2 separate regions of the Homo sapiens genome follow, and region 2 is linked to region 1. Evidence: read pairs that join two places in POLR2A ChIA-PET (ENCODE). Cell type or tissue: A673. All regions are shown on one strand. Each heading gives the region's core, and the rest is flanking DNA. Links, peaks and the distances in the headings are about the cores only.

What was found. ChIA-PET counts read pairs that join two places held together with the same protein. Peaks named below come from ENCODE experiments on the same cell type or tissue, not always from the same donor. Only the 100,000 strongest peaks of a DNase experiment are listed, where the experiment ranks them.
Region 2: POLR2A ChIA-PET joins it to region 1 with 5 read pairs; 1 of 35 experiments calls an interaction of 5 or more read pairs at or near these places.

The regions. Positions count from the first base shown.
Region 1 is chr16:25,285,798-25,294,278 of GRCh38, reverse strand. No RefSeq gene overlaps it. Among named protein-coding and RNA genes, the nearest start is that of ZKSCAN2, 32 kb to the right of the region's middle. In A673, for the core only: no CTCF peak of the experiment used is centred there; DNase peaks (open chromatin) are centred at 2,478, 3,078, 4,608, 4,968 and 1 weaker place; H3K27ac peaks cover 4,174 bases.
Region 2 is chr16:25,797,292-25,802,291 of GRCh38, reverse strand. The region is part of intron 1 of HS3ST4 (heparan sulfate-glucosamine 3-sulfotransferase 4); the gene reads right to left. Among named protein-coding and RNA genes, the nearest start is that of HS3ST4, 110 kb to the right of the region's middle. In A673, for the core only: no CTCF peak of the experiment used is centred there; a DNase peak (open chromatin) is centred at 2,101; H3K27ac peaks cover 4,937 bases.

The DNA of each region.
Region 1 (8,481 bases), core at 1,831-6,830:
TTCAATCAGATCTATAATTTTATTCATTTTTTCCTTCACTTCATAAACACTTTTTTGTTTTCTTTTTTTGAGACAGAGTCTCGCTCTGTGCCCAGGCTGGAGTGCAGTGGCACGGTCTCGGCTCACTGCAAGCTCTGCCTCCTGGGTTCACGCCATTCCCCTGCCTCAGCCTCCGGAGTAGCTGGGACTACAGGCGCCCACCACCACGCCCAGCTAATTTTTTGTATTTTTAGTAGAGACGGGGTTTCACCACTTTAGCCAGGATGGTCTCGATCTCTTGACCTCGTGATCCACCCACCTCGGCCTCCCAAAGTGCTGGGATTACGATCATGAGCCACCGCGCCCGGCCAACACTTTTTTTTTTTTTTTTTTTTTGAGATATAGTCTTGTTCTGTTTCCAGGCTGGAGTGTAGTGGTGCAATCTCAGCTCACTGCAACCTCCACCTCCCAGGTTCAAGCAATTCTCCTGCCTCAGCCTTTGGAGTAGCTGGGATTACAGGTGCATGCCACCACGCCCAGCTAATTTTTGTATTTTTAGTAGAGATGAGGTTTCACCATGTTGGCCAGGCTGGTCTCAAACTCCTGACCTCAGGTGATCTGCCTGCCTTGGCCTCCCAAAATGCTGGGATTACAGGTGTGAGCCACCATGCCTGACCCAGTAGTTCATTTCTAAAATGTAAGTCAGAGCACATCACTCTTAGGTTCAGAAAAATCCAGTGGTTTTCCATCTCTGCTTCAGCCACACTCACTTTTTTACCAATCCTTGAAATAACCTCAGGGCCCTTGCACATACTGTTCCCTCCTCTAGATCCCACGTGGCTTGCTCCCTCAATTCCTTCAAGTCGGGATTCAAACATAACCTCCTCAGTGAGGTTTTCCCTGAACACTCTCCTTTAAGAATCCTCCCTTTCAAGAGAGAGCCCCCCCACCTCCTGACTCCCTTCTTGCTTTGTTTCTCTCCGCTGTATTTACTGCCTTCTGCTATGTTCTGTCTCCCCAATGAGAATGAAGTTCCATGCGGTGGGGGCTTTTGTTTCTGTTCACTACTCTATTCCCAGTGCCAGGAAAGAACAGTGTCAGGCCTTTGATCAATGTTTAGTAAATGAATGAATGTGGTGGCACACCAAACAGCTAAAGCAGAAGAGAAGTTGTCACAAGACTGATTACAAGGGTCCTGTGGGTTAAGAAGACTGAACCAAAGCCTAAATCCTGTGAGGAGCCCCAGAGGCACTCAACAGAGCACTTTCTGATCAGATTCGTGCTTTAGAACCATCTCACTGGGTGAAACATGGATTCGAGACTGAGGGAGACCAGGAAGTGCAGCAAGACCACTTCAGAGATTAACGCTGTGATCCAGATGAGATGTTATGAAGGCCCTAATGAGGACAGTGGCCATGGGGTAGGGCAGAGGAACAGAGCAACAAGTGTCTAGAGCAGGGGTGTCCAATCTTTTGGCTTCCCTGGGCCACATCAGAAGAAGAATTGTCTTGGGCCACAGCAGCCAAGGGACCACCATTGGCAGCAGCACCAATAAAACAGGAGCTGGGCCAGGTGCAGTGGCTCACACCTGTAATCCCAGCACTTTGGGAGGCTGAGGCGGGCGGATCACCTGAGGTCGGGAGTTTGAGACCAGCCTGGCTAACATGGTGAAACCCCATGTCTACTAAAAATACAAAATTAGCTGGGCATGGTGCTGCGCACCTGTAATACCAGCTACTTGGGATGCTGAGGCAGGAGAAGAATTACTTGAACCCAGTAGGCAGAGGTTGCAGTGAGCTGGGATCGTGCCACCACACTCCAGCCTGAGCTGTGAGTGAGATTCCGTCTCAAAAAAAAAAAAAAAAAAAAAAACAAAGAAAAACAGGTGCTGCAGCAGCAGTTCCCACTCAAGCTGCACAGGTCCCAGGAAGGGTCTGAGATGAGAGAGACAAAGTCCTAGCCAATACTAGATACCCAGAGAGGGCAAATAGAAAGCCTACTTTCTTGGCTGGGCGCAGTGGCTCATGCCTGTAATCCCAGCACTTTGAGAGGCTGAGGTGGGCAGATCACAAGGTCAGGAGATCGAGACCATCCTGGCCAACATGGTGAAACCCCGTCTCTACTGAAATACAAAAAATTAGCTGGGCATGGTGGTGCATGCCTGGGGTCCCAGCTACTCGGGAGGCTGAGGCAGGGGAATCATTCGAACCCCGGAGGCGGAGATTGGAGTGAGCCGAGATTGTACCACTGCACTCCAGCCTGGTGACAGAGTAAGTCTCTGTCAAAAAATAAAGAAACAGAAAGAAAGAAGAAAAGAAAGGAAGGAAGGAAGGAAGGAAGGAAGGAAGGAAGGAAGGAAGGAAGGAAGGAAGGAAGGAAGGAAGGGAGGGAGGGAGGGAGGGAAGGAGGGAAGGAGAGAAAGAGAGGAAGGAAGGAAGGGTCCAAACCCACTGCCTGAAGCAACACCTGCTGCCTGCTGCAGGGTCCATCATTCAATCGTTTTAACAGTGACACTAAAACTAGATGGGGAAAGTGTGACAGTCAGTATGTAGAGGTAATTCAAACTCAAACGCAACAGCTCAAATTGATGAGCAGAGAAAGCACACCAAGTAGGTACACAGGTGGTCTCAATGAATTCATTTAGATAATATACGGGACTTTGGAACAGGTCCAAGGTCATGATGCTTGCACATTGCTCCATGAGTCTTAAAGATGTAGCCTTCTAAGTTGAACATCTGATATCAACCTATAATATGTTCCAAAACCTTCCCAAGACCTACTCTTCTGGGGCCAACTTTATCACCTAGTGTTGAAATAGTGTTTTTCAATGAATTCTTTATTAAACTTGTTTCTTGACATATGACCTGTCAACCAAGCGGGCTGCTGTCTCCTAAAATATAGATCTGGCTTTTCTAAGTCCCACACCTTGACTGGGCACTGCTTTGGGAAAGGTTTCTCTTTTGATGGATATTTTTTTGCTGAAATAGATCAAGTCCTTTCAGTCTGTCTTCTTGTCATCCCTGAAGCATTTATGCCTTGCTTAAGCCCTTCATTATAATCAGCTGTCCTTAGCTTGCTATTTCCTGCAAGGGCTTTGCCTCAATCATAGATGCATTAGAACAATTGCCCTTTTAGCTGTGGACCAAGTTATCTTTGGGGTGCCCTATGTAAATGAGAACACTTGAAAATGCTAATTTATAATGAGCCAAAAATTGATAACAATATCTCTATGAGTGAACTGGTGAGAAGGCCAAATGGATGGACGAGAGAGAACGTGGCTGGGAAAAAGGAGTGAGCTCATCAAAAGCACGGACAGGAAAAAAGTGAAGACAGAGAAACATGGGCAGGTCATGATTGCCACTGGGGGGTGGTTCGAGGCAGGAGAGCAAGAGAAAAAGAATAATGTTTTGTTACTGTCCTGACAGCCATGTAACGAATATAAGACTTGAAGTCCCCAAGGGGAAAAAGTGGATCTGATTAGAATAACTGATGTGATAAAGGATGGGGAAAAATTGTGTACATAAGAAAAGCACAGCCGAGCGTGGTGGCTTGCACCTATAATCCCAGCACTTTAGGAGGCCGAGGTGGGTGAATCACCTGAGGTCAGAAGTTTGAGACCAGCCTGGCCAACATGGTGAAACCCTGTCTCTACTAAAAATGTAAAAATTAGCTGGGCATGGTGGTGTGCCCCTGTAATCCTAGCTACTTGGGAGGCTGAGGTGGGAGAATTGCTTGAACCTGGGAGGTGAGCCTGCAGTGAGCTGAGCCTGGGCGACACAGCAAGACCCTGTCTCAAAAAAAAAAAAAAAGAAAAAGAAAAGCAGGCCAGGTGCAGTGGCTCACTCCAGTAATTCCAACACTTTGGGAGGTTGAGGCAGGTGGATAGCCTAAGGCCAGGAGTTCGAGACCAGCCTGGCCCACATGGTGAAACCCCATCTCTACTAAAAATACAAAAATAAAAAATAAAATTAGTCGGCCATGGTGGCAGATGCCTGTAATCCCAGCTTCTTGGGAGGCTGAGACACGAGAATCACTTGAACCCAGGAGGCAGAGGCTGCAGTGAGCCAAGATCATACCACTGCACTTCAGTCTGGGCAACAGAGCAAGCCTCTATCTCAAAAAAAAGAAGAAAAGAAAATAGTACAAAATTAAAAGGAAGAAGACATTAAGGCAATTAGAAATCCTGGGGAGTGTGAGAGAAGGAAAGCTTTCAAGAAAAAAATATAATCATAATACATCTGTTGGCTCTTCGGTGAACAATATTTACCAGTGACATAATTATAAATAACCGTATCATTGTATGAGAAGGATGGGAGACAGGCAGTATAAGAGAGCTAAATCCACCACCATTGTTTCAGAATGTAAATAGATAATATCTGAAACTGATGCATCTAGAAATACATGGCCAGGCACGGTGGCTCATTGCTGTAATCTGAGCACTTTGGGAGGCCAAGGTGAGTGGATCACTTGAGCCAAAGAGTTAAAGACCAGCCTGGGCAACATGGCAAGACCCTAACTCTATAAAAAATTTTTTTAAAAAATTAGCTAGGCCTGCTGGCATGCGCCTGTGGTCCCAGCTACTTGGGAGACTGCAGTGGGAGGATCGCTTGATCCTGAGAGCGCAAAGCTGCAGTGAGCCTGTTTGTGCTACTGTGCTCCAGCCTGGGTAATGGTTGGAGACCCTGTCTCCAAAAAGAAAAGAAAGGAAGGGAGGGAGGGAAAGAAGGAAGGAAGGAGGGAAGGAAGGAAGGAGGGAAGGAAGGAAGGAAGGAAGGAAGGAAGGAAGGAAGGAAGGAAGGAAGGAAACATAAGAAAGAAAGAAGGAAGGAAGGAAGGAAGGAAGGAAAGAAGGAAGGAAGGAAGGAAGGAAAGAAAGAAAGAAGAGAGAGAAAGGGAGAAAGAGGTAAAGAAGCTTGTGATTTATTCTTTTAACTGATCAAAGAGTTTAAAATTTTTACCTCCGCTGGTCATCCCAGCTAGTCAGGAGGCAGAGGCAGGAGAATCGCTTGAACCTGGAAGGCGGAGGTTGCAGTGACCCGAGATGGCGCCACTGCACTCCAGGTGGGCAACAGAGCGAGACTCCGTCTCAGAAAAAAAAAAAAAATTTTTACCTCCAGAGAGCAGGAAAGGAGGGGAAACAAGACATTGTTGCTTTTATTACAAGGTTTTTGGTGCCGCTTAATTTTTTTTTTTTTTTTTTTTTTTTTAGTTAGCATAGAATTTAGTGTCAGAAAAAAATTTTACTGAGCATTTGCACCATGCTAGGTATTTTCTACACATTCATTTAAATCTCACAACCACAACAACAAAAACACTTCCCTAGTGCTTACTATGTGCCAAGTACTGTTCTAAAAGCTTAACATTTATTATCTCATTCCATCTTTGCAATAACTTTATGTTAGTCTTATTTTGCCCACTGAACCAATGAGGAAACTGAAGCACAGAGGGAACAAGTAACTTGCCCAAGGTCATGAGATTGAGAGTCGCGGTGCTGGGACCTGAGCCTGGGTAACCTGGCTCCAAAGTCTGTGTTCCTAACCTCTACACGCTGTTGTGTTGTCTAGCAAAGCCAAGGCATAGATATTATTGTTGGTTTGTTGTTGTTGTTGTTGTTGTTGTTTGAGACAGAGTTTTGCTGTGTCGCCCAGGCTGGAGTGCAATGGCGCAACCTCGGCTCACTTCAACCTCCAACTCCCAGATTCAAGAGATTCTCTTGCCTCAGCCTCCTGAGTAGCTGGGATGACAGGCGCCCGCCACCACGCCTGGCTAATTTTTTGTATTTTTAGTGGAGACGGGATTTCACCATGTTGGTCAGGCTGGTCTCGAATTCCTGAACTCAGGTGATCCACCTGCCTTGGCCTTCCAAAGTGCTGGGATTACAGGCATGAGCCACCACGCCCAGCCCGGGCATAGATAGTATTATCTAATCCTTGAAGGTGAGGAAACATACAGAGAGAAAGCCACTTTTCTAAGATCACATAGATAGTATGTTGTGAGATCTGGTTTGACCATGGGTTAGATTGATTTTGACACCCATGCTTAGTCTCTCCATTGCATCATACACAACTGTGTTTACAAGAATGAGCTAATTGGGAAGAAAAGGAGGCCATCCACCCTCACCACTGCTATTCAACATAGTGCTGGAAGTTCTAGCCAGTGAAATAAGGTTAAAAAAAAGAGAGAGAGAATAAAAAGCACACTAATAAGAAGGGAAGGAAAAAAATGGTCCATATTTGCCAATGGCATAGCAGTCTACACAGAAAATTCCAAGGAATCTATAGAAAAACAACTGGAACTGGCTGGGCACAGTGGCTCACACCTGTAATCCCAGCACTTTGGGAGGCCGAGGTGGGCGGACCACCTGAGGTCAGGAGTTCGAGACCAACCTAGCCAACATGGGGAAACCCTGTCTCTACTAAAAATACAAAAATTAGCCAGGTGTGGTGGTGGGCACCTGTAATCCCAGCTACTTGGGAGGCTGAGACAGGAGAATCACTTGAACCCGGGAGGTGGAGGTTGCAGTGAGCCGAGACTGCACCATTGCACTCCAGCCTGTGCAAGAAGAGCAAAACTCCATCTCAAAAATAAATAAATAAATAAGTTCAGCAGGTTTACAGGATACAAGAGAAAGATACAAAATTATTTGTGTATTTATGTATTAACAATGAACACATGAAAACTGAAATTAAAAATATAATGCCTTTTATAATTGCTCAAAAGATGAAACAATTATGTGTAAATCTAACTAAATATGTATATGAATTACAGGCCAAAAACTATTAAATCAAAGATCTAAATATACAGAGAAACATAACATGTTCATGAGTAGAAGACTCAGTAAAGATGCCGATTCCCCCCAAATTGAGATGCAAATGTAACAGAATTCCTGTCAAAATTTCAGCAAAATTTTCTACAGATACAGACAAAATTATTCTGAAATTTATATGGAAAGGCCAGGCGCTAGAATAACCAAAACAATTTTCAAAAGACATTGATAAACGTAGAGGAATCACTCTACCTCATATCAGGACTTATTAGATGTAACTACAGTAAGGCCAGGCATAGGGACTCACACCTGTAACCCCAGCACTTTGGAGGCTGAGGAGGCTGGATTGCTTGAGGCCAGGAGTTCAAGACAGGCTTGGCAACATGGTGAAATCCCGTCTCTAAAATCTTGTATCTAAAAATAAAAGAAGAAAAATTAGCCATGTGCAGTGGCGTGCACCTGTAGTCCCAGCTACTTGGGAGGCTGAGGCAAGAGGATCACTTGAGCCTGGGAGGCAGAGGTTGCAGTGAGCCGAGATTGCACCATTGCACTCCAGCCTGAGTGACATAAATAAAACCCTGTCTCAAAATATATATATGAATAAATAAATAAATAAATATTAATAGAGGTAGCTACAGTAATAAAGACTATGTGATAATGGCAGAGGGAGAGACACAGAGATCAATGGAAATGAATAAAAAACCTAGAAATAGTGCCACATGAGTGCAACCAACTGATTTTTTAACACCCCTCTGCTTTTGCATCAACCAACTGATGTTTTACAAGATGCAAAAGCAACTCAATATAAGAAGTGTAATATTTTCTCCAAATGGTGCTGAAGCAAAAAAAAATTTTTAAGTACTCTGACCTACATCTCACACCTTATATAAAAACTAACTGAAAATGGATCATAGACTTCAACATAAAATGTAAAACTATAAATATTTTAGAAGATAACAAAAGGGGAAATCTTTGGAGCACATGAAGAACTCTTAAACATGACACCAGAAGTGTAATTCATAAAAGAATAAATTGATAAATTGGACTTCAAAATGAAAAACTTTTACTCTGTAAAAGACTTCATTAAAAGGATAAAAAGATAAGCTATAAACTGGAAGAAATTATTTGCAAATCACATATCTAACAAAAGGCCACTTTGGAATAAAGAACTCTCAAAACTGAACATTAAACAAATAATAATAATTCAATTAGAAAATGGGCAGCCGGGTGCAGTGGCTCACGCCTGTAATCCCAGCACTTTGGGAGGCTGAGACAGGCAGATCACAAGGTCAAGAGATTGAGACCATCCTGGCCAACATGGTGAAACCCCGTATCTACTAAAAACACAAAAATTAGCCGGGCGTGGTGGTGCGTGCCTATAGTCCCAGGTACTCAGGAGGCTGAGGCAGGAGAATCGCTTGAGCCCGGGAGGTGGAGGGTGCAGTGAGCCGAGATTGCACTGCTGCACTCCAGCCTGGTGATAGACCGAGACTCCTTCTCAAAAGAAAAAAAAAAAAAGAAAATGGGCAAAAGGCGCATTTCACCAAAGAGGATATACAAATGGCAAACAAGCACAGGAAAAATGTTCAACATAATTTGCCATTAGGAAAATGCAAATCAAGACCACAATGAGCTATCAATACTCATCTATTAGAACATTTGAAATAAAAAACAGTGACAGTATCAAATGCCAGCAAGGATGTGGAGAAACTAGATTTTTTGTATATTTCTGGAGT
Region 2 (5,000 bases), core at 1-5,000, 510 kb before region 1:
CAGTTCTTTCACCAATGTAATACGTAAATGAATAAAAATTCTAAAGTTGAAAAATTTATAAAATTCTGTTTACAGAGTTAAATCTAAATAAACATTCCTAGCATCCTTCCCTGTTTGTTTTTCTCCACAGCACTCATCAGCTTCTAAAATATCATATCAATTTTTAATATGTTATTTGCTGTCTGTCTCATGTTGTTTGCTGTCTGTCCCTTCACATTAGAGTGTAAGATCCATGAAGACAGAATTTTTAACTGCTCGTCCCCAGTGTCTAGGATGCCTTCTAATACATATTAGCTAAGCAAAAAAAAAAAAAGAAAATATTTGCGTAAGTGAATAAATGAACACGATCAGATTGCAAAACATTTATTTAAGTATAAAATCCAAGAGGAGAGTATGAAGAAACAAAAATATATACATAAAATATAAAGGAAATTAAATTTTTGTCTACATCAAAAAAAGCAACAAAATTATATGATAGGTTGTAAAAATATTTGTAACCTATATTGTAAGAGGCTGAATATTTATGATTAAATAAATAGCCTTTATAAAACGATTAGAATGAAAAATGGACAAAGACGATGTCCCAAAGAAAAACGTTAAGGGCGAGTAAGCATTTAAAATGTGTAACATCACAGATACCAAAAGAATTAAACTAAATAAAAGTGAAACATAATTCATCTCCTCACTAACTGGCAAAGTCTCACCAGACCTTATCTTCCTCCAGGGTATGAGAAAACAGGAACTCTTAACACCCAGCAAACAGCAAGTAGTTATTTTAGTCCAATCTTTCTAGAGAACATTAAAATGTGTCCAAATTGTATTTGTCAATGCATGTTTACCAGAAATTCCACTTCTAAGAAGCTGCCTCACAGAAAGACTTGCACAAGTACACAGACATACAGGAGCAAGAATGTTTTGATGCACTGCTATCATAATAATATTAAAAACTGCAAGCAACTTACACATCTATGATAATAAATTAGGGTACACCAACACAATGGAATGTCATGCACTATGTTGCATACCAGCATAGGTCAGAACTTCATGAAATACTACCCACGATAAATTAAGCAAAAGATGCCAAAGTTACCAGGCAGCATGAGTATCCTGTCTGTGTGCGTATATAACAGTGGTCCTCCAAATGAATCCCCCAGACCAGCGGCATCAACATTACCTGGGAGCTTGTCAGAAATGCAAATTTTCAGGCCTCACCCCAACCCTACTGAATCATAAACTTCATTATAGGACCTAGCAATCTGTTTTCACAAGCCATCTGTCTTAGTCTGTTCACGCGGCTGTAACAAAATACCTTGGATTGGGTGATTTATAAATAATAGAAAGGTATTTTTTGCAGTTCTGAAAGCTGGGAAGTCCAAGATCAAGGTGCCAGCAAATTCAATGTCTGGTGAGGGCTCATTTTCTGCTTTGAGGACAGTATTTCTTGCTCCATCCTCAAAAGGCAGAAGAGGCAATCAGCAACTTTGCACCCCTCCTATAAGGTCACTAATACCATTCATGAGGGCTCTGCCCTCATCACTTAATCACCTCCTAAAGGCCCCACCTCTTCACATGATCACACTGAAGATCAAGTTTCAACATATGAATTTTAGAGGAACCCATTTAGACAACAGCATCATCTAAGAGATTCTCATGCACACTAACTCTGAGAACCACTGCCAAATCTTAAAAAAAAGACACTAAATTGTTTATAATCATGGTCTTAGGGTAGCGTTTCAGAGGAAAACTCATTTTCTGCTTTATATACTTCTGTATTCCAACTGCCATGTATTGTATTTGAAGTTAATAACAAAGAAAAAAGTAGATATATTTCCATCAGAGAGAGAAAGAGGTGGGAGAGAAAGTAGGGGGAAGGGAGAGAGAAAAAGAGAGAGGGGGAGAGAAAAAGAGACAGAGAAAAAGAAAAAGGGAAAGAAGAAAAGTGTTACCAGCTAACAGAAAAATAGACAAGATATTTAAGTGGGTGATTCCACTCCCATAAATAGGCCAAAATTGCTCAATAATGGTAGGTTTCAAACATTCTATTCAACTAAGGTTAAAAGAAACTTACATTAAAATTTGACAACTATTTCTACTTATCAAATAAACAGCATTAAGAAAAATAATAAAACCAATGGAGTCAATGATCTAGGGGACACTCAGAGGAAGGCAGGAAGGCAGGAAGGCAGGAAGGAAGGAAGGCAGGAAGGAAGGAAGGAAGGAAGGAAGGCAGGAAGGCAAGAAGGAAGGAAGGAAGGAAGGAGAGGGAGAGAAACAAAAATATAGCTGTCAGATCATGTGTAGTGGTGCACACATGGAATTCCAGCTATGCGGAAGGATCACTTGAGCCCAGAGGTTCAAGGCTGTGCTATGACCATGCTTCTGAATAGCCATGCACTCTAGCCTGACCAACATAGTGAGATACCCATTTCTAAAAAAATGGATAGATAGATAGATGGGTAGATACATAGATAGATAGACAGACAGACAGAACTATCAACATTAAGCACTTAATACACGGCAGGCAGAATTCTAAGAACTTTATAAAAAATAATTCACTTAGCCCTAACAACCATGTAGAAAAGTGAAATTACCATTTTACAGATGAGGAAACATGTGAGAGTCTCAATCATATGCCCAAGACCACCAAAGTAGTGAGTAGTGAGGCCAGCTTGTGATCCCATGTCTATGTCTCCAGAGTTCACATTGGTAATAACTGTGCTGAGAGCAGCAGGTATAATATGATATCATTTAAATTGTTGATGATGGTTCACAGAGAAAAGGCTGAAAGGTTAGACACTGAAACATTAACAACTGGGTCATAAAATTAAAGGTAATTTAAATTTTGTTTTCATTTATGTCTGTAATTTCTCTTATCTCTGAAGATTATATATTACTTGGGCAATGTGATAAATATTTAATTGGGGACTTTTTGTTCTATTAATAAAAATGAATAAGAACTCACTAAGAGGACAAGCTCTACAAAATCCAACCAGCAGAGAAAGAACCTTTGAAAGGCATAGAGTTTTGAAAAAACATGGTACTTCAAGGTAACAATGGGAATTTGAATGTGGGTGGCATGGAAATCACTTACAACACCTCCATCCACTTCCAGACTGCAGCTGTCAACCAAAAAATAAACACGTGAAGGCTCAGAAAAATTTTAGCTCAAACTTCCAGTCTGTTAATGAAAATGAACAAGCGCCTTTTCCTCACTGAAGAGACTTTGACAACCGGGGTATTCAAGTAGCACAGCCATTCTTGCTGCTTATATACCAACAAGAAAACTGGACTTGGATCCATTAAGGAAGTCTTTATTTGCCCATTAGAGAGAACATGTAACGTCTATGCTTCACTGCCAACAATGGTAACCCAATGTCCAGGGAGGTGCTGGAAGGACAAACTCATGGCTGGAACAGGCAGACGGGCATGTCTGATGAATCAAGGTCTTTAGATGGGAATATGTCATACTGGGACTACAGGCTCCAGGGGAGGATTAGAGACAAGCATCTAAAGAATGAGGGTGCCGTGAAGCCCCACATGATTTAATGCTCCCAACTGCCAGTGCTTAAAATTCCGATTTTTCTCCTGCCTTACTACCCTAGGGCATCCTATCCCTTTCCTTGTGGATGAACTTGTCCTTGTGCTAGATTTTATTATTGTTCAAAATATTCACTGTGGAGGGACTGTTTTCCACCACCCCATTAGCATCAGAATGGTCCATGTGGCTTTCTTTAGCCAATGAAATAAAAATGAAACTTGCAAGTACACATTTCTAATTGGAAGCTTTAAGAGTCATTGTATGATTGCCATATTCAGCTATGCTCTCTTTTCTGTCATAAAATCATTAACATCCCAGATGAGGGGAGCTCTATTAGCCTGAATCCAAGAATAAATAAGTTTTGTAGGATAAGTACAGCTGACCCAACATAAACATGAAATGTGAGTGAGAAATGAACTTTTGTGGTTGTAAGCCAGAGATTTGGGGCTGATTTGTTACTGCAGCATATCTTAGCCTAAACTGACTGATACACTACTGTATCCTGGCTTTCATACTCAAGACCCACCTAACACCAGGAATCACTTCCTTCTAGAAGCTCTGCGGCAATTCTCTGCACTCTTAGAGATAGAGAAGTTGGCCTGAGTGCATCTTTCTCCTTGGAAGTGAGGGAGTTTTTTACTCCCTTTGAGATATGATGACTTAACTCACTGGTCCCTCTCTGGAGTAGACTGACAGACTGATTTCCTCAAGCCCTCCTTCTACCCCACACTCAACACATACTTACATCAAAAATCTCCTCTTCCAGCCTGTCATATGGCCTCTGCCATGCATGTGATAACAGGGTATGAAAAGCAATGAAGAGCTTGACCAGTGGAGAATGAAGCCAGCCTTCACACACAGCCAAAAGATGATGAAACAGAAAATGCCTGTTCTAGCCAGCATCCTTGAGGGCTCTTGATTTCTCCAGCATAAAGAAACTTACAGTTTGAGTAATGCCAATTTCCAAGAGTCCAGGATTCTAACTGTTATCCATTGCTCTAGACATTAACAAGGCATCATCGTCACTGGCAATAAAGTGCAAGTACCTGCTTTGTAAATGGTATATGAGCAGTACTTTTGGACCTCTGCAAACATATCACTTGATTATTACAGAGGAAGCTTCAGAAGGAAATGAAAATACAAGGAGTGTTTGGAATGGTCAAGAGGTATTAATAACAACAATAGCAACAACAATGATATTATTATTAAATCTAACAGCTAACATGTGCCCTTGCTAGCTGTCTTTGGTGTCCTAAGCCCCTCGCATGTATTAATTCATTTGCCATTCCTAACTAACCTGAGAATAAGGTACTATTTGTTCTCCATACCTTAAAGATGAGAAAATAGAAGATTTAAAAGGTAGCTTGCAAAACGCCATGTCATAATTCAACGCAATACCGTGATTTTGAATTCAGATATCTTAACATCAGAGTTCAAATACCTAATCATCCTATCATACTGC